Linked DNA regions of Homo sapiens: regions 1, 2, 3 and 5 are each linked to region 4. Evidence: chromatin loops called from intact Hi-C (ENCODE). Cell type or tissue: heart left ventricle. All regions are shown on one strand. Each heading gives the region's core, and the rest is flanking DNA. Links, peaks and the distances in the headings are about the cores only.

Region 1 (5,937 bases), core at 938-5,937, 710 kb after region 4:
ACCCATGTGCATCAAAAGACACTATCAAAGAGTGAAAAGATAATCCACAGAATGGGAGAAAATATTTACAAATCATATATCTGATAAGGATCTAATATCCAGAATACATAAAGAACCCTTACAGCTCAACAATTAAAAGATGAATTATCCAATTAAAAAAAGAACAGAAGTTTCGAATGAACATTTTTCCAAATAAGATATATAAATAATAAATACATGAAAAGATGCTCAATATCATTGGTCATTAGAGCAATACAAATCAAAACCACAATGAGATAGCATTTCACACACACTAGAATGGCTATTTTAAAAATCACACACAATAACAAGTGTTGACAAGGATGGAGAGAAATTTGAACTTCACGCATTGCTGGTGGGAATGTAAAATGGTGCCGTTGCTTTGGAAAACAGCTTGGCATTTCCTTCAAAAGTTAAACATGGAGTTATCATATGGCCCAGCAATTCTACTCCTAGGTATATACTCAAGACAATTGAAAATCCACATCCACACAAAAACTTGCACACAGTTGTTCATAGCAGCATTATTCACAACAGCTAAAAGTGGAAACAACCCAAATGTCCATCGATAGTTAATAAAATGTGGTCTATCCATACAATAAAATATTCTTCAGCTGTAAAAAGGAATGGAGTACTGATCCATGCTACAATATGGATGAACCCTGAAAACATCATAGTAAGAGTAAGCCAGACACAAAAGCCCATGTATGGTATGATTCCATTTATTTGAAATATTGAAATAAGCAAATCCACAAAGATAGAAAGTCAATTAGTGGTTGCCAAGCACTGGTGGGGGGGGGTGCGGTGTGTAAATGGGGAGCTACTGCAAATGTGTACAAGGTTTCCTTTTGGGGTGATCAAAATGTTCTGGAATTAGATGGTGGTGATGGCTGCAAAACACTGTAAATATACTAAACACTGCTGAATTGTACGTTTTACAGGGTGAATTTTATGGTATGTGAATTGTATCTCAATAAAAACAAATTTTTAATTTGAACGGAAAAGGATTGAAAAAACTATACCAGTTAAATGTTAACCAAAAAAAGTTATAGTTGCTATGTTAATATCAGACCAAGTAGACTATAAGGGAAAATCATTGCTAGTATTAACATATATCACTATATTTTGATCAAATATTCAACTTACCTAAAATACATACCAATTCTAAACTCAAATACACTGAATAACATAACTTATAAATACATAAAGCAATAATTGAAAGAACTACAAGGAGAAACTGGCAAAAAGCAGTTGAGCCTCTACTCAGGACATCATGTGAGGAAAGACTTGGTTCCCTGGGGTGAGGGAAACTGTGGAAATCTCCACGGGGTGTGAGGGAGGAGCTCTGGAGAGATGGGCATGAGCTTTTGTTTTTTAAAGACCAGCATGATAGTAAGCATGGGCTTTTTCTATTTCTCAAAAGGGGGCAGATAATAGGGTTGAAAAATATTGAAAAATTATCTTAAAGCAAAAATCAGATCCTGTCACTTGTTCTGTTTAAAACGTCCGTGGCTCCCAGTGCCCTCTTGAGAAAGTTCACTTTCCAGGCTGATCTCTACCCACCTCCTCTCACAACCTCCCTCAACCAGACGGGATTCTTTGTTATTTCTGAAACATTCCATACTTCTTATCTTGCCCACCTGGTGTTGGGGCTAGTGATAGGGATCCGTGGATGAAGCTGGGGTGGGGTGGAGAACATGGTTGCCACATGCCCAGACAGTGCCTGGCAGGAAGAAACATGTGGCTTATAGTGCCAACTCAGCCACCGCCTGGCCAGGGGGCCCGACTTGGTCACTTCGTCTCTTCAACAGACCTGTTGCTCTCCCGGGTTCCCTGGCAGCATCCTCAACTCCCTCACAACCCCCCCACCACCCCCATTGAGTCGATGACCAAGCTCCATCTTTCCAGTAGTCCCACATCTCTTGCCTTGTTCTCCACATGGTTCAGGCTTGTCTCCCAGCCACCAGCCCTGCCCTGCCCCACTTCCAGGCCATCGCTCACACCGAACTCCAAAGGGATCTTTGTAGGGCCCAGCTCCCATGCCCCATTTCCACCACTGTGCAAAGACCTCCCTGGTTCCCACTTAACAGGACATAAAATTGAGGCACAGAGGAGCTTAAAGGCAACACAAGCCAGGTGGCATGGTGGCTCACACCTGTAGTCCTAGCTACTCGGGAGGTTGGGGATGACTTGAGCCCAGGAGTTCTGGGCTGTAGTGTGCTATGTCCATCAGGTGTCCGTACTAAGTTCAGCATCAATATTCTGGGAGCAGAGGACCACTAGGTTGCCTGCGGAGGGGTGAAACAGCCCAGGTCGGAAACGGAGTAGGTCAAAACTCGTGTGCTGATCAGTAGTAGGATCACACTTGTGAAGTGAATAGCCACTGCACTCCAGCCTGGGCAACACAGTGAGACCTCATCTCGTAAAAAAAAAAAAAAAAATGGCAACACAAACCATCTGCAAGACCCCAACTCAAATCCAGCGTGGGTTCCCCCAGCCCAGGGTTCTCTTTCCTTCAGACACACAGAGTTTGCATTCACAAAGAGAAGTGGGGAAAGAATGCCGCCTTGTTTTCTTCAATTCCCCACACAATCATGTCCCAAGCAAGACCTCGCTTGCATGGATGCAAGCAAGAGGATGCAGTGGCAGAGTGTGGGTTCAAATCCTCACTGTGCCACAAGCTGTATGGCTTTGGCTCACTTAGCCTCTGTATGCCTCAGTTTCTCCATATGTGAAGTGGGGATGATGATCATGATAGCAGCTATCTCACAGGTGAGGTTCAAGTTAATACATGGAAAGCTCTTCAATAAAGAGTCGTTACTAGCATGCTTTTTTTTTTTTTTTTTTTTTGTAAAGGTGGGTTCTCGCCATCTTACCCAGGCTAGTCTCGAACTCCTGGGCTCGAGGGATCAGTGTTCTTTTTATTAAAAGGAATAAGCCTTCCAGAAATACCAGATACAATGCTAGATACATATTTGCAAAGAGAAGGGTGAAAAGTAAGTCTACTTTCATGCCCGTCAGGCACCTCGAACTCACCACATCCAGAATCAATCTCATTACTCCTCCCCCAAAGTAATGCCCGTTGAACTCTTCTTGATGAATGTTCTGCTGCCAGAAACATGATCTACCTGGATCCCCCCGCTTCATTCCCCACCTGCAACCCATCACCAAGACCTGTCCACATGACTCCCAAAGAGCTCCTAGGACCACCTCCGTGTCTCCCTGTCCCTAGGGTGGACCCACAGGTTGAGCTTCCCTTGAAACTCCGCTACCCACAGGTTTGCTTCAAGATAGAGCACGTGACCCACCCTGTGTGGCCCAGAACAGCAGAGACAGCTTCCTTTTGTGATGCCCACCAGGGTTCCCCTGACCCTCAATTCTGGTCTGGTTCCAGACACCCCAATTCCTAGCAGCCGGCCCCGGCTCAGCACCTAACCCACACTGGGCAAGGATGCTCTCTGGCTACAAACCCCTTCGATGGCTCCCCACTGCTCCTAGACTACAGCTCCAGCTCCTTCCCCTGCCAGGCTTGGTCTGGCCCGTTCCTCTTGCTGCCAGCCTCAGCACCAGCCCTGAGCCTGAGAAGCCCTCACAGTGTCCAGCACAGCTCCCTTGCCATCACTTCACACACACACACCACCTTTTGCCTTTGGCTAAACCAGTCCTTTCTCTCTCCCAGGCTGCCATCCCACTGCCTAGGTGACCCAAACTGCCTTCCTCATATGCGGTCTCGGAGGGATGAAGGAGGGGTGCCGCCTCTGCTTGACCTGGGGGTTCCCCCTCTCGCCCCTATCACAGATGGGCAGGACCTCTCCCCCAAGGTTGGACTTCCCCAAGGCAGGATTTGCAGGGTGTGGGGTAGGGGCAGTCGCGGAGAGGAATGGATTTGAGAGGCTGCCCAGGGTGCTGAAGGAACTAGGGAGGCTAATGGACGTCTAAAGATGGGGCCGTGGCTCCCCCTGCTGACGGGAGGCCATATTGCACCCTGTGTCAAGGCAGCCCAGAGCTGGCTTAAGCTCCAAGCCGAAGCGATCTGGCCACGTGCCTGGACTGGAAGAGCTGGCTGTTCTGAGCGAGTGCCGGTTTCTTCTGTAAGGCTGGCTCTGGCACTCCTGCTCATTGCTCCCAGACCCACAAAGATCATTTTTATCATCCCCGTAAAACCACCCCTCCAATAGAGGGCGTCCTCCTGGAGGGCAGGCGCCTCTTCTGATAGGCCCAGGTCAGTGCCCAGCACCTGGCCCAGAGTAGAGGCTCAGTCAACATCTGACCAAAACAACAGCAAGTAGGTATCGTGGGAGTCCAGTGTGAACAACAGAGAAGATGGGAAGGGGGGCCCACAGCAGGGGTGCCCACAGGCAACAAGGCCCCACGTAGGGGTGAGGGCAGGTGGGACAGGTCTTGGAGGCGAGGAAGCCGTGGTACTGGCTGACTGAGGTCCCCTGTGGGGCCCAAAGCCTGGAGCGAAGGATGGCCTGGGAGCGGCTGTGGGGATGGAGGAGGAGGCTGCCCACCCACCTCCAGCCTGCTCTCCCTGGTGGAAGCCAGGTCCCCTGGCTCCAACCCTGAACCCCACTCCAGCCTTCACCCACAAGACCCAGGCCAGCCTTGGTTTGAGCCTCACCGCCTCCCTTTGGGGCCCAAAGTTCAACAAGGAGAGTGATCTTCTCTACCATTCTCGCCAGTCAAGCCATGGGTCATCAGGCTTACACTCTGAGGGCTGGCAGGGAGCAAGGGTCTCAGAGTGGAGGGAGGGGTGGCCAGCTTGCCTGGAACTCTCGCTGGGGCCAAGAAGTGGCTCTAGGGGTCTTCCCCTGATGGGCCCAAGAGAAAGGCCTAGAGGGGCCAGCAGAGCTTTGGGACCCAGCAAGGCAGGGCTCTGGAGCCCTGGCCCCTCCAAAATGGAGGTTGGTGGGGCTGGGGCCACTCAGACCAGAGGACAGGCCACGGCTCTCCACTTCAGAAGCCACCGCCAAGCTGCCACTGCTCCCAGAGCCCCAGCTGCCAGCCCAGGTCTACCCCAGCCTGGAGCCTGAGGGTTCCAAAGCCCCCGCACAGCAGAGGGGAAGAGGGCCCTGTGTCGCCCTCTCCTGGACAAGGAGCTCCTCTCACCCCCTGACCCTGGGGTCCCCTACTCTTCTGCTCGACAAGATGGCCTCTGGCCATCAAGAAAGGGAAGGGAGGGAGGGATGGAAGGTGACAGTCCTGGGCTCTGGTCGCCCTCCATGCACCTGTGAGCCCTTCCCAGTCCCAGGCACCTGGCTGAGGCACCCCAGGCCCGGCCCTGCATGGCAGGGGCACTGGAGCACATCCCTGGGGGTCTGGAGCCAGCACTCAGCCTCCTGACTGCGCCCCCTGCTGGCAGCCCAGCAGGCGTGCGCTGCCTCCACTTTGTCCCAGGACCCCAAGGCTGGGCAGTTACACCTCTGGGGTGGCAGAGCTGCCCGGCCACGCTGCCACTTGTTGGTGCTTTGGGGGGAGGGGACAGGAAGTTTTTGGACAGTTGGAAACTTGTCTGGGGAAGCAGAGGTTCAGGTGGCAGTGGGCGAAGCCGTGTGGCAGGCTCTCATTGGTTTCCTTCCCACAAGTGACCAGGTCCCCTCCACACTCGCCGCACCCCCAGGTCACCACTGGCCCATTGCTGTATCTTTCTTTATTGGTTTGGGGAAAACTGGAGGGGGCTGGAAGGCCATGACCATGACACAAGCAGGACCACCCACACTCAGCGAAGCACACAACAGCCGTGCAGGAAAGACAGCCCCTGAGGCCCGCCTGCCAGCACCCCCTCGGCTTTTGGCGGGGCGGGGGGGGCAGGGGCGGGAGAGGCAACAGGGGAGGGGAGCCACTGCCCCCAGGCAGGGCAGAGCCTGGGGACAGACTTGGGGGTGCCCCATTCCAACCCCAGCGCCATGCGCCACA
Region 2 (5,940 bases), core at 453-5,452, 550 kb after region 4:
CCGTCCCTGGTGAGGGATGGGAACGCAGTGCCACCACACACGCGGAACACCAGCCCCTGGCATGGAGAAGACAGGTGGGTGCTGGTGCTGATGATCCCCTCGCCTCTTCCCCCAGGTCCATCCGCCATGTGGCCCCTGTGGCGCCTCGTGTCTCTGCTGGCCCTGAGCCAGGCCCTGCCCTTTGAGCAGAGAGGCTTCTGGGACTTCACCCTGGACGATGGGCCATTCATGATGAACGATGAGGAAGCTTCGGGCGCTGACACCTCGGGCGTCCTGGACCCGGACTCTGTCACACCCACCTACAGCGCCATGTGTCCTTTCGGCTGCCACTGCCACCTGCGGGTGGTTCAGTGCTCCGACCTGGGTTTGTCCCTGAGTGATGGGGAGCGGGGCATGCAGGGAGGCTCAGGTGCAGCCTGAGAGCCCCTTCTGAAGGGGACACATGCTGGTCCTGTGGGACGGTGGCGAGCATGATGTAAGTGTAGGAGGGGTCCAGCCGTCTGGCTGTGAGCTGTGCAGTTTGTGCCCACTTGTGGTGGCATCCCCGTGTGCCCGTCAGTGTCCCTGTGTGTGTGTCCCCGGTCCTCCCTACCAGTGGGGCTAGTCGGCTGGATGGCTCCAAGTTCATGCTGGTGATGGTGGTGGGGCCCCTAGGTCTCGAGTTCATGCTGGTGGTGGGGGTGGGGCCCCTAGGTCTCAAGTTCATGCTGGTGATGGGGGTGGGGCCCCTAGGTCTGAAGTCTGTGCCCAAAGAGATCTCCCCTGACACCACGCTGCTGGACCTGCAGAACAACGACATCTCCGAGCTCCGCAAGGATGACTTCAAGGGTCTCCAGCACCTCTACGTAAGGAGCTGGGAGGAACCAGCAGGCCTACAGCAGAGGGCAGGGGTCCGGGTGGGTGCATGTGCGTGGACGTGTGGGGTATGAGAGGGGTTCGGGGACTCGTGGGGCTTCAGGGTGAAGCCTGGAGCCAGCCGTGATGGGAGCTCCCGGGTTTGCGGCTCACTCATGTGGGTTTGAGCAACCACAGCTGCAGGACCGGATCGCTCAGTTCGGCTCCCTTCGTGGCTGAAAACGTTTCATCACGTCCACTCCTCCCAGCAACAGAGGAGAACGGATTTCATTGTAGCCAGTGTGCGTGTGAGGAAACTGAGGCTTGGAGCGGCAAGGCAGTGGTGGCACTGCTGGGGCTCAGGACCGGGCCTGGGTGCTGCCTCCTGCCCTGCACTCTGCTCACAAGCATGGACTGAACCTCCTCGAGGCCCAGTGGGCTGGGGAGGCACAGGAAGGCAGGAGAGAGGGGCGGGTGGGGTGGGGAGTCTGTGCCTTCACCTCCTCCGCCCACCCTGCTTCAGGCCCTCGTCCTGGTGAACAACAAGATCTCCAAGATCCATGAGAAGGCCTTCAGCCCACTGCGGAAGCTGCAGAAGCTCTACATCTCCAAGAACCACCTGGTGGAGATCCCGCCCAACCTACCCAGCTCCCTGGTGGAGCTCCGCATCCACGACAACCGCATCCGCAAGGTGCCCAAGGGAGTGTTCAGCGGGCTCCGGAACATGAACTGCATCGGTGAGCTGAGGGCCTCCCAGAACATTCCAGAGCCTTGTCTCGAGGCATGGGGAAGGGAGACCAAGGGATACCTTTAGAGGCTCAGTTCAAGAAAGAGTATGGTGAGAACGGTCAAAAGAAAATCCATGGATTTCTTGGCAAATCCTCCATGCAGGCGATCACCACGGCTAAAGAGAAGACTGGGCCAGAGGGGCCGGGTGGCTTCCGGGAGCCCCATCTTCATCTCTGGCACTCCTCCCTTTCCTCTTGCTGCCCCTGGAGCTAGCAGTCCTGGGGCTAGCAGTCCTGAACAGCTAGGAGTTTGCAATTAGCCCGGTAAATTAGCAGAACTGCTTTCAGGAGACGGGAGCAGCCGGCAGGTAGCAGGGCCCACCACACTGGCCCGGAAGTGACAGGACCCAGGGCTGTGCAGGGACCACCAGGCTCCCGGGCTAATGAGGTCTCTCCCCTAGAGATGGGCGGGAACCCACTGGAGAACAGTGGCTTTGAACCTGGAGCCTTCGATGGCCTGAAGCTCAACTACCTGCGCATCTCAGAGGCCAAGCTGACTGGCATCCCCAAAGGTAGGAAGCCCACTCTTCCTGCACGCCTGCCTGCCTCACCCCCAACAGCACAGATGGCCAGGGTGGGGGCTCTGGATGGGCCCGATCTACTCAGGGAAAGGCTCAACAGTCCCCTCCCGCCACCTGGGGCAGAGCTAGGGCCCCTGCCCTCAGCACCTGCATTCTCCCCTGTGCCCTCTTCTCCTGGCAGACCTCCCTGAGACCCTGAATGAACTCCACCTAGACCACAACAAAATCCAGGCCATCGAACTGGAGGACCTGCTTCGCTACTCCAAGCTGTACAGGTGAGGCCAGCAGGGCACCGCCCAAGGGTGATGCCAGAGTCCCTCAGTGCTGTGTGGCCCCTCGCGCCCAGCCCCCCATCCTTACCTCCAGCCTTTGAGTCCGTGTCATTCTCCCGCTCACAGGCTGGGCCTAGGCCACAACCAGATCAGGATGATCGAGAACGGGAGCCTGAGCTTCCTGCCCACCCTCCGGGAGCTCCACTTGGACAACAACAAGTTGGCCAGGGTGCCCTCAGGGCTCCCAGACCTCAAGCTCCTCCAGGTGAGAGCTGGGCATGCACAGCCAGGTTCCCTAAGGCTGGGCTGGGGGAGGCGTGTGTGTCCCCGGGCAGTCCCTCAGTCCCCTGGCCCTCCTTCCCGACCGGCTCTGGGCATCTGCAAGGGAGCGGTCCTGATGCTCCCAGCTGGTGCTGAGGAGGCAGGGAGCAGGGGCTCCATGGTGGATACCGAGCAAGGCAGCCTGGTAGCTCTTGGACCCGAGGGTCTCCAGGTGGGTCGGACACCAGAAAGATGTGGCAGAGTCCAGGGAGTCGAGAAACTGTGGGCGTGGGAGTGCACAGATCTGTGCCAAGACAGTGACCGCCCAGGGCAGGAAGTAGGCTGACGAGGGGGAGCAGGGTCTTGCCTGGGATTCTATCGGGAGCTTCCATCCCTGGCCTGGCCCGCAACCAGGTGGGTGATCTTGGTCTTGCCCAGCCCTGCTCCATCCACAAGTGTTTGGAGCACCCCCATCCGCACCAGCTGCGAGCCAGCACCGCGCAGGCCATGCCCATGCTGGGCCGAGTGCGCCCTCTAGTGGCCATTGTCATGTTCACCAGCACTGGGCTCCCAGCCCAACCCAGCAGGCGCCTCGCCTGCCCACCTCCGCTCCTCCCAGAGACAGCAAGACGGTGGCTCCAGAGAGTTGGAGGGGCTGCTAGAGGGCGAGCTCCTCTGCTGACTGGAAGAAAGAGGAGGGCATCCCAAGGGCTCTTTCTCCTCTCATGCCCCATGGAGTGTGAGGGTGCTCCCCCGAGGCTCAGGCCACCTTTCCTCCACCTCACACCACCAAACACACCTCTACCCCAGCCCCGCCCCCACATGTCCTCAACCTGACCCACCTGAGACCCTCATCCTTGTCCCTGGTCACATCCAGTGCCTTAATCCTGGCTGACACCCACACAAATAACACGCCCATGCCTTGGTTTGCTCCTCCCAACAACGGGGAGCCTCTGGTGTGGCCCTTGAAGTAGGGTGCAGAGGCAACAGCAAAATGCCTCCTGGAGGCAGCGGGCTTGGCGTGGAGGGAGGGAGGCCTGCCGTGACCCGGCCTCTCTGCCTTCAGGTGGTCTATCTGCACTCCAACAACATCACCAAAGTGGGTGTCAACGACTTCTGTCCCATGGGCTTCGGGGTGAAGCGGGCCTACTACAACGGCATCAGCCTCTTCAACAACCCCGTGCCCTACTGGGAGGTGCAGCCGGCCACTTTCCGCTGCGTCACTGACCGCCTGGCCATCCAGTTTGGCAACTACAAAAAGTAGAGGCAGCTGCAGCCACCGCGGGGCCTCAGTGGGGGTCTCTGGGGAACACAGCCAGACATCCTGATGGGGAGGCAGAGCCAGGAAGCTAAGCCAGGGCCCAGCTGCGTCCAACCCAGCCCCCCACCTCGGGTCCCTGACCCCAGCTCGATGCCCCATCACCGCCTCTCCCTGGCTCCCAAGGGTGCAGGTGGGCGCAAGGCCCGGCCCCCATCACATGTTCCCTTGGCCTCAGAGCTGCCCCTGCTCTCCCACCACAGCCACCCAGAGGCACCCCATGAAGCTTTTTTCTCGTTCACTCCCAAACCCAAGTGTCCAAGGCTCCAGTCCTAGGAGAACAGTCCCTGGGTCAGCAGCCAGGAGGCGGTCCATAAGAATGGGGACAGTGGGCTCTGCCAGGGCTGCCGCACCTGTCCAGACACACATGTTCTGTTCCTCCTCCTCATGCATTTCCAGCCTTTCAACCCTCCCCGACTCTGCGGCTCCCCTCAGCCCCCTTGCAAGTTCATGGCCTGTCCCTCCCAGACCCCTGCTCCACTGGCCCTTCGACCAGTCCTCCCTTCTGTTCTCTCTTTCCCCGTCCTTCCTCTCTCTCTCTCTCTCTCTCTCTCTCTCTTTCTGTGTGTGTGTGTGTGTGTGTGTGTGTGTGTGTGTGTGTGTGTGTCTTGTGCTTCCTCAGACCTTTCTCGCTTCTGAGCTTGGTGGCCTGTTCCCTCCATCTCTCCGAACCTGGCTTCGCCTGTCCCTTTCACTCCACACCCTCTGGCCTTCTGCCTTGAGCTGGGACTGCTTTCTGTCTGTCCGGCCTGCACCCAGCCCCTGCCCACAAAACCCCAGGGACAGCAGTCTCCCCAGCCTGCCCTGCTCAGGCCTTGCCCCCAAACCTGTACTGTCCCGGAGGAGGTTGGGAGGTGGAGGCCCAGCATCCCGCGCAGATGACACCATCAACCGCCAGAGTCCCAGACACCGGTTTTCCTAGAAGCCCCTCACCCCCACTGGCCCACTGGTGGCTAGGTCTCCCCTTATCCTTCTGGTCCAGCGCAAGGAGGGGCTGCTTCTGAGGTCGGTGGCTGTCTTTCCATTAAAGAAACACCGTGCAACGTGGCTCCGTGCGCTGCTCCTGTGGCGGCCTGGCCTCTCCGTGCCCCTCCTGGCCCTTGGGCTCCTTGCCCTCAGAAGAGGGGCCCCGTCACCCTCAGAAGAGGGGCCCCGTCACCCTCAGGTCTGGGCTAGCCCGGACTAGGGAGGTTTCCCCTCCCTTCTAGACACTTCCATGGCCCCAGCTGTCCTGAGACGCGGCTCCAGAATCCAACCAGGCCTGAATGGCACCTGCCCTCTCAGCGTGGAGCGTTTGCCAAGAGCACGCCGACTGCAGGGCGCCAGGCTAGAGCCTGGAAATCTAAGCGGGGCCCGGCCTGCCCAGCTCCATGGAGTCTAGGGTTCACAACGAGGCACCGCCAAAACCCAGGGGGTGACACAGGAGGGAAGGGGCCCAATGGAGCCAGGGCAGGGTGCTGTGTGCACCCACTTGCACTGGCCTGGCCTTGGCTCCCCTGCCAGCCCCCTGGCAGGTGACACTGTGTGTAGGCAGAGCCGAGCCTGGGCTGCAAGGCATTCCCACACACGCAGCATCCAGAGAGAGGATCCAGGTCAGGGCCGGGAAAGCCTGCATGCTGGGGACACAGGTCGTCCTGGAAAGGACAGCTTGGAGGGGGACAGTCCCCAGAGCAACGCTACCGCCTGTGACTTTCCTTCGGCCCTGCACGAAGAGCCTCAGAGCAGGTGGCGGGACCTGGGGCTTCCCTGGGCAGCCCAGGCTCCCAACGGAAATAGAGTGGGCAGGGCCCGCGTGAATGGCAGCCTGGCACTGCGTGTTGGCTCCTCACACATAACTGCGTCTTTATGGCTGGACTGGCACTGGCGCACTGGCATCCCCAGGTTTCTCCTTTCTGGGATAGGAGGTGCCACACAGTGTGGTGGCCCAGTGATAGAAAGTCACCATC
Region 3 (5,000 bases), core at 1-5,000, 990 kb after region 4:
TGACTCCCACATCAAACCACTGGTTTTCCTTCTTCATGGGGGCTTTGCTGGGTGGGGGCGGCAGGTCTGGCTTCTGCAAGACAGAATCGGTGCGACGAGATCAGGCCCTCAGCACCTAGAGGCAGTGCTGCCCCCCAGGCCACGGACTCAGGAGCCCCAACACACCCGACTCACCACACCCAGGGACTCGATGCCATTGGCCACTTCGGTCAGGGTAGCTGCAGCCTGCAGCTTGGCTGGGCTGGCCACCACAACCGGCTGGGGGGCCACAAATGTGTTGGATGGAGCCAGGCCTAGGAAGAAAGAAGGTGTCAGCGGGAAAGACTCGGGAAACCTGGCTCCCAAGTGAGACCGAGCCTCCCGTCCTGCCCTCACCTCCCTGGGTGCCCCCACCACCCCAGCACCAATTCGCCCTCAGTCGCTTACTCTCAGTGGCCGTTGAGGGCAGCAGCGCCACAGTGCTGGGGACCGTGCCGGCCAGCTCATTGAGGCAATTGCTCTCAATGGCTGGGTCGTTGAGACTGTCGGCAGGGGCCAGGGCCTCAGTGGGGAGGTGGTGATGCTGCTGCTGGGCCTGGGCCTCCTGCAGCTGCTGCTGCTGCACCAGGGCAGCCAGCTCCTGCTGTGTCAGCACAATGGGTATGGTGGTGGCCTGGCCCTCCTGACCCTCGGCCGACAGGTGCCCCAGCTCCGCCTGAGTCACGGTTGCTGCTGCCTCGGAGGTGTCCATGGGCTCGCCGGTGCCTGCTCCAGGGTCGAGAGAAACACTACTTACTAGGAAGGCTGGCCAGAAGCGGGCAGCCCGGGCGGAGGCCCCCAAAGCCTGTCCTAGAGACCCCGTCCACCTCCTACCGTGCTCCACTGTAGGCTAAGCCCTGGCCGAGGGGCCCTGCCTGTTTCCCAGGCGCTAACCCCAGCCAGCCTGTTCTACACGGCAGTCTCTACTACTTGGCCTGCCTGGGGTCCCCTGTGCTCGTCCTCCCCATCACATCTGGCTCATGCCACCCTCGAGGGAAATGGGCTCCTCTTCCCAGGCTGTCTCCGCGGCCTATTGCTCCCCCGAGCGGCCCGGCTTCCCCAGGGTTGCACCGGCACTCACCCATGACGGCCTGCTGCGCGGCCTGGAGCACCGCCTGGATGGCCAGGGCCTGGGCTTCCTCCGTGGCTGCGGCCTGGGCAGCTGCTTCTGCAGCAGCCGTCACTGCCAGCTCCTCGGGGGTGAGCCCCGTTACCATGAGGGTGGTGGTGCCAGCTTGGGCCTCGGCCATTAGCTCTTGGGGAAGTGATAACTGGTCTACTTCGGACTGTGTGGGTGGGGGTGGCTGGACCACCACAGTGGCCACCACCGCAGAGCCGGCAGACTCCTGGCCCGAAGATGGCTCCCCTGTGCTGCTCAGATCCACGGCGGCCGGGAGCTCAGGGGTCTGGGAGGCTGACAGGACCTCGGCGGACTCCCCCATCAGGGCTGTGGAAGCCGACTGCAGAAGCTGCCGTGGCGGCAGCTGCTGGCGAGGACCTGGCGACACCTGGAGTTCCTCTGGGGGCTGCAGGATGTCAACAGCAGAGAAGGGCATGTCAGAAGTTTCTGTGTTGGCTATGGTCACTGTTATTTTGGCCGGGATGGGGACTTCAGTAGTCAGAGCCCTTGGGGCAGTCTCAGTCATTGATGAGATCTTCTAGAAAGGGAGAGAAGCCCCTGTCAGAGGGGAGGAGAGGGGCCAGAGCCAGGCAGCAGGGCTGAGAAGCAAGCCAGCCCTCACCTTTCCTTGTGGGCCTAAGTTTTCATTCTTGATGGGCCAGCTCCAGCCCATGTTAAATAGGGAGGGGACAGTGGTTCTCTGACCAGCATGAGGAGAAAGGCCCTTGAGACCCCCGGTCAGGTTTAACCCGTCCTCAGTCACCCTGGCCTGGACAAATGGGCACTCAGACCCCCGCCATGTCTTATACAGGCTGCGGTGAAGTGACACGCGATGAGAACCAGTCCCAGAAATAAAAGCGCCCCAGAGATGCGGGGGACGGTGAGGCTCCTGCCTCCTGCCGCAGCAGGCACCGAGGCTGCCCTTTTATGGTCCGGAAAAGGGACCAGGAGCGGCCCCATGCCTGGTACAAGAGCGACATCTGGCGTCTGAGTGTGGAACTGCACGGGCGTAGGCCGGGAAGGCGGGGAAGAACACGGCCCCCTGGGCTCTTACCGGCACAGAGGGGCCCGGGACCGGTGTGGACTGCGTCACGGTGGTCACAGCCCGCGTCAGTGTGGAGGACACGGTTGTCGTGATGGCACTGGAGCTGGTGATGTTCACGCTGTCGCCCTGGGTGCTCTCCACCTCTCCCTGATCGCTGGCAGCAGGTGGGGGGTCTGTGGGGGCGACAGGCAGGCGGCTGCTCAGCAGGAGCCCCCCCGGCCTGTACTTGGCTTGACCACCACAGGCTTCCTCTACCACCAAGGGGAGGGCCAGATAAGGCAGGACAGGCTCCTGGAGACCTCTGTCTGCTTCAGGTACAGCCAGGACGCCCCAGCTCTCCCCACTGGTAAATTGGGTGCCAAGGAGCCTGACTGGTGGACTCTGGACGGACCCCCGCCATCGTTGTCTTGGCCTTTCAGCCTGGGGGGCTGGGAGACCATGAAAGCCAGGCTGGCCACCTTCACTTACCTTGGTTTGAACTCATGTTGGAAGTGACAGTGGTGGCCGTGTGAGTGGTGCCCGTCTCGTGGGTCTCACAGGGGGGGTTGGAGCACACCCTCTGTGTTGGGAAAGGAGCCAGCAGCGCGGTGCCAGCCTGGGGGGTGACGCTGGGTGCCGCCGCCACCTCTAGGCCAGACTCCACGGTCCTGTGGGAAGAAGTGGCGTCGGGAAGCAGGGCACCCACGCTGACCGACATGGTGGTGCCAGTGGAAGTGGTCTGGTGTGTCTCACAGGGGCGACCAGCAGGGGGCTGCTGCCCACCCTCGGGCTGGCCCGTGCCCCCGTTTGAAGTAGCGGTGGTGGCCGTGTGGGTGGTGCCCGTCTCGTGGGTCTCGCATGGCGGGTTGGAGCACACCCTCTGGGCGCTGCCTGCATTCGAGGTAGTGGCGGTGTTGGTGGTGCCTGTCTCGTGGGTCTCACATGGTGGGTTGGAGCAGACTTGGGTCACGGTGGCCGAGGGGCACAGCAGTGCCTCCAGGGCTGTCACAGTCACTGTGGTGCTGGGCGAGCCACCCTGGAGGCTCTCGCACACAGGTGCCATGCGGGGCTCCCCAGCACCCACGCTGGAACGGGTCATGGCAGCGGTGCTGACCGCATGGCTGTGGCGCCCCGCAGGAAGGTCCTTAATGCTTGGGCTGCTCAGCCTGACTTTGCTGCTCAGAGGGGCCAACTGCACAAAAGCAGGGCTGCGGCCCCCGGGCTCCCGTGCCATGCTCGGCCCAAGGAGTGGGCCGGCCGAGCACGGGGCCCCGGTGGCCATCACAGTCATGGTGGTGCTGGTCGCGCTGGTCTGGCGGGTTTGGCACTGGGACTTAGAGCCCTGGGCTGCCTCCAGCGCCCCAGTGGCCACACTGATCCGGATCACGGCAGGGGTGCCAGCTGCACAGGCCCGACGGGCATCTCGCTGGTGGTTGGCGCCGACGCTCGACATGGCTGTAGTGGCAGTGTTGGTGGTGCCCGTCTCGTGGGTCTCGCAGGGTGGGTTTGAGCAGCCATGCTGCCCGGCCATGTTGGAGGTGGCGGTGGTGGCGGTGTTGGTGGTGCCCGTCTCGTGGGTCTCGCAGGGCGGGTTCGAACAGACTCGGACCACGCTACCATTCTGCTGGCCCACAGTCGAGGTCACAAGAGAAGCAGCTGCCTCCTGTCTGTCACAGACGAACTGCACTTGGGTGGGCTGGGGGTGTCCCCCAAGGTTAGCCACAACAGTAGTGGTGGCCGTGTTGGTGGTGCCAGTCTCGTGGGTCTCACAGGGTGGGTTGGAGCACACCAAGGTGACAGTGCCAGGCTGCACATCACCCTGGCCTGAGTCGGCGATGGTAACTGTGGCGGTGGGCTGTTCTGTAGTCGGGGAGGCCAGAATGGACACAGGGAGGTCATGCACAGGCTGGGCCTCCACCCCACTAGGTGCCGTGATCAGAGTTACCTGGGTGGGCTGGGACACGGGCTGGGGAGACACACGAGGAGGAGAGTTAGTGCTGCAGCTGGCTGTCTGCCTGTCCCTCCCACTGTCCTGCACTGTCACCACACAGGCTGGGACCACTGACCACTTCTCAACGGCCCTGGCAGACGTAAGACCCACTCACCCCTGCCCCCAAGACACTGACTTGCTCAGAGGCCAGGGAAGAGGCACCACTTTGCCTCAAAGGCAACTGGGATGAGGAAGAGGCTGTGAGGACAGGGCAAGGGGAAGGCAGGAGGCTGGCTGAAGTCAAGTCCTTTGTCAGAGAATGGAAATCCCCCTCAATGCTCAAAGGCCAACAACAAACGTTTCACCGTTTTCCTTAATATGTATGAACAGAACACTGCACACACATGCAGACGAGCTGCGGCGTCCTGTAGAACACTGCGAGAGGAAGAACCCGGTGTTCAAACACCAGGCATGGCCAAACCATGACAGCCAAACCACGGACTATGACACAGGGACCATGTGACACCAGGGAAAATGCCCCAGGTGAGGAAAGGCCTGCCATGGCTGCACCCGGCAGCAGCGCAACACCAGGAAGGAAAGGCCTGTGGACGGACGGCGTGAGCCTCACGTGCTTCCACTTGTGTGGGGTCCCTCGCCCACACGTGGCCTCAGGCCCTGCCCTACCTGCATGGTGATGGTTGGGGTTGTGAGCCCGCCTGCCGCTGTCAGCGTGGTCTGTGCGGCCGACACAGTGATGGCAGTGGGGTTGATCACCTGGCTTGAGAGGGTGGCAATGGTGCCCAAGGTGGTGATGGGCGTGGCCAGGGAAGCACTAGTGCTGTGGCCCCCCGCCCCGGCAAGGCTGGTGGAGACGGTGCCTGTCACTGTGCCTAGGGTCGTGACACCTG
Region 4 (5,940 bases), core at 522-5,521:
TGGCCAGGTTCTCACTTAGGTGAGAGTGTGACCAAAACTTAGGGCCTTAGCACCACTTTTAGTTACCTAGTTACCATCATTTTAGGTTTCCAGTCTCAGCATGTCATTCATAGGTTATGATGTCCTCATAATCATACATTTCAATCAGTTTTGTTATTCCAGTTGAAGAGAGACCATTTGACATTTCAGAGATGGCTGCATGCAAACATTTGAAACCTTTGAGAGAATACAGTGCACTGGGGAGACTACTATGACTACCAGTAGGATAATACCCAGAGTTTGAAGTATGCTGTTTACCTGAGGTCCCCATAAAACAAACTGCCTAAATTAAATAAAATAAAGAATGAGCTAGACGAAGAGTCTACTCACTTCACTAAGTGATCTTTTCATTAATCCTGTATGACTGAATTTTTATAATCTGCACTTGATATACATATTAGAATTTTAGAAACCCCATATAATTTTGGAATATATATTAATATAATTCACTAAAAATATACCCTGAAGATTAAACATTATTTTTATTGGCCAAGCGCGGTGGCTTACACCTGTAATCCCAGCACTCTCGGAGGCCGAGGCAGGCGGATAACCTGAGGTCAGGAGTTCAAGAGCAGCCTGGCCAACATGGTGAAACCCTGTCTCCACTAAAAATAGAAAAATTAGCCAGGCATGGTGGCATGCACCTGTAATCCCAGCTACTCGGGAGGCTAAGACTGGAGAATCGCCTGAACCCAGGAGGTGGAGGTTGCAGTGAGCAGAGATCATGCCATTGCACTCCAGCCTGGGCAACGAGGGCAAAACTCAGTCTCAAAACAAAACAAAACAGTATTTTTATTTTGACAATGCCTCCCATGATTTTTATACCAAATAAGCCAAATGTCACTGTTGCATTAGTGCATTATCGATGTCAAACCCAATTCTTAAATAAAACCTTATAGACAAATGTATTCAATCTTAATCAGTTTGAACATAAGGTAAGAATTTTATAAACCTTTTATAACCCTTTACAATTTTTGTTGAAGAGCAGATTAGTGCTCTAAGAAAACCTGTTGTGCTTTTATGTCCATGTTCAATTTATGGAAAAACCTAATAATACCCTTTTAAATTTAGTATTATCATACATAAAATTTTTTACAAGGTTAATTTTTTTTTTTTTTTTGAGACGGAGTCTTGTTCTGTCGCCTAGGCTGACAGTGGCATGATCTCGGCTCACTGCAACCTCTGTCTCCCCAGTTCAAGCAGTTCTCCTGCCTCAGCCTCTGGAGCAGCTGGGACTACAGGCGTGTGCCACCATGTCTGGCTATTTTTTTTTTTTTGTATGTTAGTAGAGAGGGGGTTTCATCATGTTGGCCAGGCTGGTCTCGAACTCCCAGGTGCTCAAAGGAAAATTTAAGACAGTCCATGGAGGAGAAAGGTATAGACAAGGTCATGCAGATATTAAACCAGAAAGGACTTATTTCCTAAGCCAGGAATCGAACCCAGACTGCCACTGTGAAAGGGCAAAACCTTAACTACTGAGCCCAGAAGGAGTCTAGAGTAGTTAATTTTGAGCTTGCAAAGGCTTTTAACTAGTCAAGATAATTTTTAGAACTAACTATGATATGAACCCTAAAATTCCTGTTCCCTGGAAGGTAGAGACAAGGAGAAAGTACTGCCACATGGTTACAAGGTCAAGCTCCCAAGGACATAAAACAGGATGGCGACCTTGTCCAGTTTTTTGTTGGTTTCAGGGACCTGCAGCAAAGTTTGTCACTGACCAGCTTGCTGGGCCATCTTGAGCAGCAAGCTTATGGGGGCCCAAGCCCATGTTTTATCCTAAGGTACCCCTCGACACAGAAAAACGACTTTATAGCACAAAATATACCAGATTGACTACAGCTTAAGACTAGACAGCCTCAGAATTCCTTTTTGCATTAATTAAAATTTTACAGAGGAGATAAACAGTGATTTTACAATCAGTTTGCACAGAGAGAGAGAAGCCTGAAATCTGACTGGGAAGAGATATTTACCCTTTTGCTGGCATGCCAGGCTTCTGGGCTCCCTTTCCCTGAGTGGCCCTGGTGATCTGGCTCTCTGCACCATTGCCCCGGGAGCCAAGCCACAACACAAAAGAATTTTTTTTTAAAATGCACTTCAGTGTGTTGTTGTTCATTTGGAATGTTCCACTGTAAGTTATCTTTCGTAAGATGTCACCATTTCTGTAAGAATTTGCTGCCTCCCGGGCGTAATGTGTAACCCAGAAGGAACTCAGTTTTCCAGAAGCAATTAATAGGTTCCATGGAATGTTGATGGTAAGAAAGGAAGGAAAAGGTGACAAGAGTGAGCGTAGACAGCTCTTTCTAAGGAGTTTGGCTGCTGGAAGGGGAAGAGAAGCAGCTGGGGTTAGGTGGGAGGAACTAAGTTTAGAGACGCTAAAAGTGTATGTAGCAGGAGTCACCTGATCAGGTTGAACTGCAGCAGGAACAAGGAAGTTCCATTTTGACTACTATTAGTTGCAAATTGGACCCTTATGTCAACTTTTTCATCTGTAAAAAAAAAGGGATGGCCAGGCACGGTGGCTCACGCCTGTAATCCCAGCAGTTTGAGAGGCCGAGGCGGGCGGATTGCCTGAGTTCAGGAGTTCACAACCAGCCTGGCCAACAAGGTGAAGCCCCGTCTCTACTAAAATACAAAGAATTAGCCACGCGTGGCAGCGGGCGCCTGTAGTCCCAGAATCTCTGGAACCCGGGAGGCGGAGGTTGCAGTGAGTCGAGATCACACCACTGCACTCCAGCCTGGGCGACAGACCGAAACTCCGTCTCAAAAAAAAAAAAAGGGGGGCAGGGGATGAAAATGCTATTGCTTTCCAGGAATAGCTATGACTACTTCCAATAAAGAAGACAAGAAGGTTCCACATGTGAAAACTACGCGGTCACAACGATAAGTGGGCGGGTGCACGCACGCGCGCTGAGATCGTGCGTGCACAGGCCGGGGTGCGGCCGGCGTGAGTACGCCTGCGCGTGCCGCCATTTCCTGCAGCCGCAGACTCTGCCTGCGGTGCTCGCCGGGAAATGAGACGATCAACAAAGAAAATGGTTGTTTTGGGCGAGATCGACCGTGGAGAGGCTTTTTCTGCAGCAGTCCCGGTTCCTGCCGCCAGATGGCGCTCGAGGATCACAAATGGGTCTAGGGTTCTCATAATGGCCCCGCCTAAGAAATTTTGGATTCTCCTGGCCCTTCCCCCCTTTGTGGGGTCAACAGCGGATTTGGGAATCTGGTGACCAACACGTGCGCACTCCCCTACCCTTGCCCCTACCGAGCCCTCCAGGGTAGCTTGGGGGAGAAGCTCCTCCCTAGACTGCCGGGTATTTGATGAGCCTGGCCAGCGCACAGGTCTTGAGCACCATGGTCAGGGAAGAAGGCTGAATGGCTTAGGTCTTCCTAGAGAGGCCGGAGGCGGGAAAGAACTGGAGAAAGGAGAGATGGCAGTGGGAGGATGGGGACAAGAATACCAGTGTGTTTCCAGCCAGAAGACGATGTCTTTTAACACCTCATTGAAGTCGTCAGGTGACTTTGCCCTTGTCAGAAAGGAGCAGCACTGCGGGGGTCCTACTGAGGAGGAGACTGACTGCTCCTTGGGGTGGGGATTGTGCCTCCTTCCTGTCTGCCCCACTCTTGGGGAGATGAGTCCCTCCAAGTCCACGAGACATGACAGCCAGCCTACCTGCCATGGGAGAACAAAGTCTAGTCTCAGGGCACTCACTTCATAAGGGTCTTATTCTTCCTCAGCGTGTTGACTGATTTTGAGGGGAAGGATGTGGCCACCAAGGTCGGAGAGGCCTGGCAGGACAGGCCTGGAGCCCCAAGAGGTGGCCAAGGAGACCCAGCTGTACCCACTCAGCAACCTGCAGATCCCAGTACCCCAGAACAGCAGAACAGCCCCAGCGGATCTGAGCAATTCGTCAGACGAGAGAGCTGCACCAGCAGGTACGAGCCAAACTGCACTGGGACCTTACCTGCTAGAGCCAGTGTTTTTGTCCAGGGCAGCAACCCAGGACAAACCCCCACACACTAGGCATGCCTGTTTATCCTCTGCAGGTGAGTGTGGTTAGGAGCCAGAGGGAAGGAGAGAAACCAGCATCTCAGGGGTAGATATTCATGGGTTTCAGCTTGGAGCCATAGCATCAAATCTGTTAGACTAAGTCTGGCACAGAAAGGATGCACAGAGAACCAGGTTGTCTGGCAGCCAGTTCGAACCTGGAAACCTGGGTCAGGGGAGGGATATAGGTTGCTTTTTCTGTTAATGGAGATGGAAACTCTCTGAGCAAGGTGTGCCATGGTGTGGATGTGATTCACTGCCAGAAATAACAACTGTACCAGTTGGATGAGCTCTTCCACTGCCATCAGCACTGGGATGGCCATGGATTTGGACAGTAATGTAGCTCCACAGTGCTGACTCAGGGTTGCTCATTGATTGCAAGAAGTTGGCAGCAGTAGCCTGAGGAAACAGGGGCTCTGAATTTTCTGAGAGAGACCAAGAACCAAGGAACAGCCAGGTACTAGGGAACAGACAACACCAGATGCTTGTGCTTTTCTGTGAGCAGCTCAGGTCTCCCAAAGTGGTAGTTTCCTGGCTTCTGGCCTTTGTAGATCAGTGTGGATCCACACCCAATTGTGATGTTTGTGGTAGCTGTAAGAACTTTCCCAATTTTGAAATCCTAGGTGACTTGTAGCATATTTTTTCACATTTGAAAATAATTGAGTTTTGAAAATGTTTTTACAGGCAATCTAGTATCAGATTTTATATCATCCTGAAACATTCTGTCAATTGTCATTTCCAAAAATCCATGGAAAACTGGAGTTGTTGAACTGGAAACAGTGTGGTCTCAGGAAGTGCTTCACAGCCATTGCAACATGGGCAGGGCCTAGAGGGCAGGAGAGAATGCCATGATTTGATGACATTTTACCCATTCCTGCCAGGTGAACTTCATCTCCCTCTCTGTGACAGAATTTTCTGGCTCTCACATCCAGCTTTGGTCACTGGGAACCCACCTATTGGCTCTTGCACTGGCAGGACATGTGGTAGAGGCTTCCAGTTCGAGGCAGGACTGGCTGCATTTTCAAGATGTCCTTATTTCTGGTATTTTGTGGCGATCGTCCTGTCCACTTAACTGATTTTGACCCATTGCCTTGCTGTGATCTCTGTGCTCTCTCTGTCTCCCAGTTCCAGGTCATTCCCTTGACCAGCTTCCAGTCTTTCCTCATCTTGTCCCTGCCAATGAAGTATTCTGGCTCTGCCTTCACTCTCCTGCCATGATCCATTGCTTTGATAGGGTGGCTTCAGGAACAGGGTGAGGAGAGGGCTGTGCTAGCTTTATCTTGCCAAGGAACTCAGCAAAGAAAATTTTTGCTGACCTCTTGCATTCCTCAGCCTGGCTCTGGTCTCTCAAACCTAACACATGGGATGCATGCCAGCAGCCAGCCTCAGTTTCCCTCTGGTCCTTTTCTGTGTGAGGCCAGAGGTCCTTGCTTTATCACTGCCTGGAGCTGCAGTTGATGATGGTGAAAGAAGGTGCACGTGTCTTTTGAGAGCTCCCTTTGTTCCCCAGAGATTTTTTTTTCCCAAAGTGGCCATGAGTTTGGGAATAACCAGGAGCCATGGGCCGCCGGCTAGAGATGCTGCATACTAAGAGCCTCCTGTGAGCAGCCATGTACACAGTGAACACGATGGCTAAGGCCCCATCCAGCCGCCCTCAAAGAGCACATAGTCCACTAAGGAATAAGCATGATCGTAATAACCATTAGCACCTGCTGTGTGCTGAGAATGTGCAGGCACTGTTCTGCATGCCTTATGTGGACTCACTCATTTAATTCTCACACCAACTCAAGGAGGTGCTTTTATTATGGAGAAACTGAGGCAGATGGAGGTTAAGTAATTTGCTGGCAGTTTTGCAGCCAGGA
Region 5 (5,802 bases), core at 1-5,000, 1.6 Mb after region 4:
GGTTCACCCACTTGTAGGTGCCCTCATACTGGAAACCCACTCTCTTCATCAGCTCGTCTGCCTCCGTGGGGCCTCGGCTGGAGAGTGACGGGTGGAGGAGAGGCATGAGGTAGCTCCACCCTCACCCCGCCCCTGCCCGCTGGGCTCTGTCCCCAGCCCCCACCCTTTCCTCACCTGCCATAAATATAGGGGATGGGCTTGGGCTTCTCCAGCTCAATCTGGTGCAGCAGTGGGGTGAAAATACGCCAGGCCTCACGGAGCTCGTCGCTGAGGGGACATGGTATGGCTTGGGAGGCCGGTGGCACACAGGGAGGGAGGGCAAAGGCCACCCCATAGCCCACAGGTATGCAGGGGCCGGCAGCTGGGCCTCACCTGCGCACGAAGTGCATCTGGCTCCCGCAGAAGACGTCCAGGATGAGGCGCTCATAGGCGTCAGGGAGCTTCACGTTCTGTGAGGGAGAGAGTGTCTTGCTGATGCCACTGCCTGCCACCATGTGGAGTCCCCCGGGCCCAGGCCGCCCACCCTCCACACTGCTCCTTCTCTGTAGGGCACCTTGTATCTGTTGCCGTAGGTCAGGTCCAGCTCCGACTCCTCGGGGTTGAAGAACATGCCCGGCTTCTTGGTCATCATCTTGGTGTACACGGCCTCGTTGGGCTGCACGCGGATCACCAGCTCGTTGCGCTTGCACTGCTGGTGGAAGATGTCGCCGGCCACATCATGGAACTGCAGCCTCACCTCGGCCTTGCGCTCGTTCAGGGCCTTGCCGCAGCGCAGGATGAAGGGCACCCCTACGTGGCGGAAAGGGCAGCCTCAGCACCAGCTCTCTCAGGGTGTGGACCAGTGCGTGAGTGTCTCAGTGGGAGCTCCAGTGCCCGCACACAGGGCATGCCCAGTTCTGCCTTGCTGGGCCTCGAAGGCATCACCTACCATCCCACCTCTCATTCTCCACATAGAGGACGACGGCTGCAAAAGTGGCGGTGGTGGACCCGCGGGGCACCGTGGGGTCGTCCAGGTACCCTTTGGTGGCCTCGCCCTCTCCATCGGGGTTCCCCACGTACTGGCCCAGGACCACATTGTTGGCCTGCACCTCTGAGATGCATTTCAACACCTTGACCTGAGAGAAAGCCAAGGGAGAGAATGGGCTCCTTGGGTGTTGAGTTGGGGTGCAGGGATGACTGTGGCCACAGATGTGCAGCCCTCAGGGCAGGAGGAGGCCCCTGCTTGGCTCTGCTCACCCTGCCAGAGGCCCAGCTCAGGGCCCCTCCCTGAGGACCCTCCAGGACCACCCTGGTCCATCTCGAGTCTATTCTGATGAACAAGCTGAGGCCCAGAGAGGCAATGGCCTTCCCTGGTCACATAGTGACTGTCAGGCCTGGGACATGACAACTTGGGCTTCATGACTGCCAGTCCAGGTCACCTCCGGGAGGCCACGCTGTGCTCAGAGGTGGTGACTTCTCCGGGGTTGAGGACACCTGCTCTGCATGCACACCCCAGCTCAGTGCCTCGTCACAGATGGGCCTGCGACAGGGCATGCTCCTGGGGACTGGGGTGCACCCCCTACCTTCTCATCACGGACGTCATCTGAGTTGGTGGAGGCGGGCTTCTCCATGGCCACCAGACACAGCATCTGCAGTAGGTGGTTCTGCATCACGTCCCTGGGGACGGAAGAGGCCAGAGCTCGCCTTAGCTCCCCGCCCTGTTCACCTGGTTCAAGGGCATGGGGACCCCAAACAAGGCTTCCTAGTGACAAGCTGCAAGACTCACTTCCTGATCCCCCTTGTCTTCCAGGTCCCCTTAAATCAAGGAAGGACATGGTGATGCTATCACTGAATCATAAAACCGTGGGGTGCTTGGCTGTGTAGGGGTCCAGCCCTTTCCAGCCCGGTCTGATAGCTCAGACACTTAGGTTTTGAACTGCAGGGTGAGGAGGAGCTCCCCCAAGATAGGGAAGAGTAGCCCTGCAGGGTGACTGGCTCTGCCACCCTGTGCCAGCCTCCCAGGAGAGAGGAAGAGCTCTCACCGGATGATCCCAAATTCATCGAAATAGCCCCCGCGACCCTCAGTGCCAAAGGGCTCCTTGAAGGTGAGGATAACGCAGGCGATGTTGTCCCGGTTCCAGATGGGGCCGAAGATCCTGTTGGCAAATCTGCAGGGAGGGGCAAGGTGGAGGAACTGACCTTGGGCCTCTGTGGTGCAGGGGCCACATGTGAGGGGTCACCCTTGTCTGAGTTCTGGAGGAATTCGTCCTCGGGGAGGCAGTGGGCCAGGTGAGGCTCCTGAGTACCACCCCCACCCTGGTCCCCCGGCCCAGGCTTGGCCCCACCTCAGCACCATGAGGTTCTGCACCATCTCCTTGCCCAGGTAGTGGTCGATGCGGTAGATCTGGTCCTCACGGAACAGGGAGGAGATGTGGTTGGACAGCCGGTCAGAGCTCTGCAGGTCCCTCCCGAAGGGCTTCTCCACGATGATGCGGTTCCAGCCTCTGCTGGGAGCCCGGAGCTGCGTTACCCCCTTGAACCCCTCTTCGGGGAGTGAGGATCAGAGCTGCATCATTCAGACGCCCTCCCAGGGGAGTAGAGGCCAGAACCTCCTCGCCCCCGTGGCCACCTCCCGTGCCTTGTGTTCCCAGATGACCCTCTGGCTCAACACCTTCCGGGAAGCCTTCCCACCCTGGGTGCCAGGGTGGCATTGCTGGCATGCTGCCGGGGGCCCGTTCCCCTCCTGCCTCATGCTGGGTCCCCGGTGGGTCTGAGTGGCCTGAAGGCCTGTAGGGGAGCAGGGGGAGGAGGCATCCAAGCCATGGCTTCCTCATTGGTTTTGAAAATGAGAAGAGGACCTTTGCTTTACTACCCCCGCATTCAAAACCAGCCAGAGGACAAGAGCCTCTGGCTGGGTTGGGAAACCACCCAGCGCGGGCCATGCTGCATTCGCAGAGCAAGGCTGCCACCCTGCGGCCTGGCCGGGCCTTTGGGGAAGCAGAGCGGAAAGGCGGTGTTTCGTGGAGCAACGCTGCCACCTTGTGGTCCCGCTGGGGATGGCCCCGGCACCATGGATGCTGCCCAGATCCCCGGCCCCGGACACGCTCATAGAGTGGTGGGAGCACTGCCTGGGCCAGCCTGGCAGGCGGGAAGGGAGGGCAACGGCAAGCCTTACATCTGGCTCATGCAGGACTCGTGAATGTTCTTGGTGACGGCCTCGTAGACGGTCGGGGGCAAGGCCAGGTAGAAGAGGCGGTTGGCCTGTGACCCCAGGTGGAGGGCATTCATGTGGCTGTTGAGGCGCTGGTAGGAGGCTGCATCATCGTACTGGCCAGCCACATAGGAGTTGCGGGCAAAGAAGTCCTCCAGCTTGAGCTTCTCCTCTGGGGTGGCCTGGGAGACACGGACAGACAGACACACAGACAGATGTCAGCCCCTCTCTTTGAGTCCGTGTGTGTTCTGCCCCAGGGGAGTGGAGGGTCTTCCCTGGAGGTCCAGGGAGGGTGCCCTCAGAAGTCAGTGTCCCCGTCCCACACTGGGTTCAGCCCCATCTTAGCAGCTCTGCACATCCAGAGGGAGGGAGGCCAAAGCAGGCAGCACAGACACTGCCCCAGGCTGGGACCCCTGTGCCTTAGGACAGAGGCCAGATTTCAGGATATTTTGACCTGGGAGAAATACACTGGAGAAAGCTCTCTCTCCAAAATCATGACACCCAACTATGATTGGCGGAGAAAACGCAGCAGAGCACAGCAGGAGGGGACCTGTGGGTCCTGGTCACGGGGGCTGGTAATGGGGGTCTCAAGGAAGTACGAGAGCAGGCGGGGCGGGGCAGGAGAGGAGGAGAGCATCCCGGGATGGGATGGGGGGAGGTCCCCGAAGCTGGCCATGCTGGGGGCTGGTAGAGAGGGCAGAACCAGGCTGGGGGAGGCCCTGACACCACCCACCTTGAAGAAGGGCTCACTCTGTTTGCGGATGTCAGCCACTGTGAGGCGGGAACGGGCATAGCCCACGATGAAGGTGTTTTCGGGCAGAAGGCCATCCCGGAACAGCCACCTGAGGGCAGGGCACAGCTGTAACCAGTGCGGGCAGGGCAGGACCAGGCCTGTCCCTGGCGGGAGGTCACAGGGGCAGTGGTGGGACACACTTACCAGATGGTGGGGTAGATCTTCTTCTTGGCCAGGTCACCCTGTGGCAGAGGGAACAGGTGTGTGGTTAGAAGTGGCTGGGGACACGACCTACATACATCATCCTCCACCCTTGGTGATCTGGGCACTACTCAGGATCACTACTGGGCCACAAGCATGTCTGTCTTGCCTGATATACAGACAGAAGAGCCCCGAGATTCAAGCCTGTGCCAGCCCTCCATCCCTGACCCAGAAGACATAAACGCATCTCCTGCGTTCCAGGAGAAAACCTGAAAATTCAATTCAGTAGAACCAAGGGACGACAGAAGTACCATGTAGCCACATTTGTGAGACGTGACCTCAAGTGCTTACATTAGCAAAAAAGAGTGGTTCAAAAATAAGGAGCTAAGCATTCCACTTAAGAAGTGAGAAAAAGGGCCAGATGCGGTGGCTCACACCTGTAATCCCAGCACTTTGGGAGGCTGAGGCAGGCAGATCACCTGAAGTCAGGAGTTCAAGACCAGCCAATGTGGCAAAACCCCATCTCTATTAAAAATACAAAAATTAGCCAGGTGTGGTGGCAGGCACCTGTAATCCCAGTTACTCAGGAGGCTGAGGCAGGAGAATCACTTGAATCCGGGAGGCAGAGGTTGCAGTGAGCCGAGATCGTGCCACTGCACTCCAGCCTGGGTGACAAGAGTGAGACTTCATCTCCAAAAAAAAAGTGAGAAAAAGATAGAACTGCAAGCCAAATTACCAGGAAGAAAATAGGAAATAATGACAAGTAAAATTAATAAAATTAAAAGCTAACCCAAAGAAAAGATGAACAAAGCTGGAAATTGGTGTTTGAAAAAGACGAATAGAAACAGACAACCCCCTGGCATGGTTGCTTTTTTAAAAGGGCATAGGCCGGGCACAGTGGCTTACTCCTGTAATCCCAGCACTTTGAGAGGCCGAGGCAGGCGGATCAAGAGGTCAGGAGATCGAGACCATCCTGGCTGACACGGTGAAACCCCGCCTCTACCAAAAATACAAAAAATTAGCCAGGCGTGGTGGCGGGTGTCTGTAGTCCCAGCTACTCGGAAGGCTGAGGTAGGAGAATCACTTGAACCCGGGAGATGGAGGTTGCAGTGAGCCAAGATTGCACCATTGCACCCCAGCCTGGGCGACAAGAGTGAAACTCCGTCTCAAAAAACAAAAAACAAAAAAACAACTAAACAGCTGGACGCGGTGGCTCAAGCCTATAATCCCAGCACTTTGGAAGGCCGAGGCGGATGGATTACCTGAGTTCGGGAGTTCAAGACCAGCCTGACCAACATGGAGAAACCGTTTCTACTAAAAATACAAAATTGGCTGGGCATGGTGGCCCATGCCTGTAATCCCAGCTACTCAGGAGGCTGAGGCAGGAGAATCGCTTGAACCTGGGAGGCGGAGGTTGCAGTGAGCCAAGATCAAGCCACTGCACTCCAGCCTGGGCTACAAAAGCGAAACTCCGTCTCAAACAAACAAAAAACAGAGCAATGGACCTGAGAGGGGACAGTGGCCACAAATCTTCCTACAGAAACAACCCCCTGGCATAGAGAGTGTTGCCAGTGGGTTCTACCAAAATGCAAGCACAAGAGAATTCCAGCCTGAAGCAAACTCTTCCTGCAGAAGGAAGAAAGGGGAACACTTCCCAAGCCACCTTATGGGGCCTACA

What was found. Peaks named below come from ENCODE experiments on the same cell type or tissue, not always from the same donor. Only the 100,000 strongest peaks of a DNase experiment are listed, where the experiment ranks them.
Region 1: a loop joins it to region 4, with 4 times the contacts of the local background. A loop is called at or near these places in 26 of 110 quality-filtered maps.
Region 2: it touches region 4 in a loop (2.3-fold over the local background); 25 of 110 quality-filtered maps call a loop at or near these places.
Region 3: a loop joins it to region 4, with 16 times the contacts of the local background. A loop is called at or near these places in 25 of 110 quality-filtered maps.
Region 5: it touches region 4 in a loop (22-fold over the local background); 9 of 110 quality-filtered maps call a loop at or near these places.

The regions. Positions count from the first base shown.
Region 1 is chrX:153,664,077-153,670,013 of GRCh38, forward strand. PNCK (pregnancy up-regulated nonubiquitous CaM kinase) reads right to left here. Exons shown (of 12, transcript NM_001366977.1): 12 at 5,657-5,937. It also overlaps the pseudogene RN7SL687P. Among named protein-coding and RNA genes, the nearest start is that of PNCK, 6.8 kb to the right of the region's middle. RefSeq lists enhancers at 3,202-3,703, 3,704-4,203 and a silencer at 5,413-5,462. In heart left ventricle, for the core only: CTCF peaks have their summits at 3,990 (motif pointing left) and 5,373 (motif pointing left); a DNase peak (open chromatin) is centred at 4,015.
Region 2 is chrX:153,504,506-153,510,445 of GRCh38, forward strand. BGN (biglycan) reads left to right here. Exons shown (of 8, transcript NM_001711.6): 2 at 116-364; 3 at 733-845; 4 at 1,358-1,571; 5 at 2,024-2,134; 6 at 2,325-2,418; 7 at 2,542-2,680; 8 at 3,743-5,041. The coding sequence starts at 127. The coding sequence ends at 3,940. Among named protein-coding and RNA genes, the nearest start is that of ATP2B3, 10 kb to the right of the region's middle. RefSeq lists enhancers at 2,933-3,032, 3,113-3,162. In heart left ventricle, for the core only: a CTCF peak has its summit at 3,218 (motif pointing left); DNase peaks (open chromatin) are centred at 3,206 and 3,981.
Region 3 is chrX:153,951,415-153,956,414 of GRCh38, forward strand. HCFC1 (host cell factor C1) reads right to left here. Exons shown (of 26, transcript NM_005334.3): 16 at 4,777-4,997; 17 at 2,652-4,128; 18 at 2,193-2,356; 19 at 1,100-1,544; 20 at 427-744; 21 at 175-293; 22 at 1-73. Among named protein-coding and RNA genes, the nearest start is that of RENBP, 9.3 kb to the left of the region's middle. RefSeq lists an enhancer at 2,039-2,278. In heart left ventricle, for the core only: a CTCF peak has its summit at 2,137 (motif pointing left); a DNase peak (open chromatin) is centred at 2,107; H3K27ac peaks cover 683 bases.
Region 4 is chrX:152,955,931-152,961,870 of GRCh38, forward strand. ZNF185 (zinc finger protein 185 with LIM domain) reads left to right here. Exons shown (of 25, transcript NM_001395254.1): 19 at 3,769-3,966. Among named protein-coding and RNA genes, the nearest start is that of PNMA5, 35 kb to the right of the region's middle. RefSeq lists enhancers at 3,229-3,278, 3,289-3,418. In heart left ventricle, for the core only: a CTCF peak has its summit at 3,129 (motif pointing right); a DNase peak (open chromatin) is centred at 3,051; H3K4me3 peaks cover 938 bases; H3K27ac peaks cover 271 bases.
Region 5 is chrX:154,532,014-154,537,815 of GRCh38, forward strand. G6PD (glucose-6-phosphate dehydrogenase) reads right to left here. Exons shown (of 13, transcript NM_001360016.2): 3 at 4,128-4,165; 4 at 3,924-4,032; 5 at 3,155-3,372; 6 at 2,325-2,483; 7 at 2,022-2,147; 8 at 1,563-1,656; 9 at 929-1,115; 10 at 554-789; 11 at 373-449; 12 at 175-267; 13 at 1-77. Among named protein-coding and RNA genes, the nearest start is that of G6PD, 12 kb to the right of the region's middle. RefSeq lists an enhancer at 1,996-2,590. In heart left ventricle, for the core only: CTCF peaks have their summits at 3,000 (motif pointing left) and 3,203; DNase peaks (open chromatin) are centred at 2,664 and 3,008; H3K27ac peaks cover 272 bases.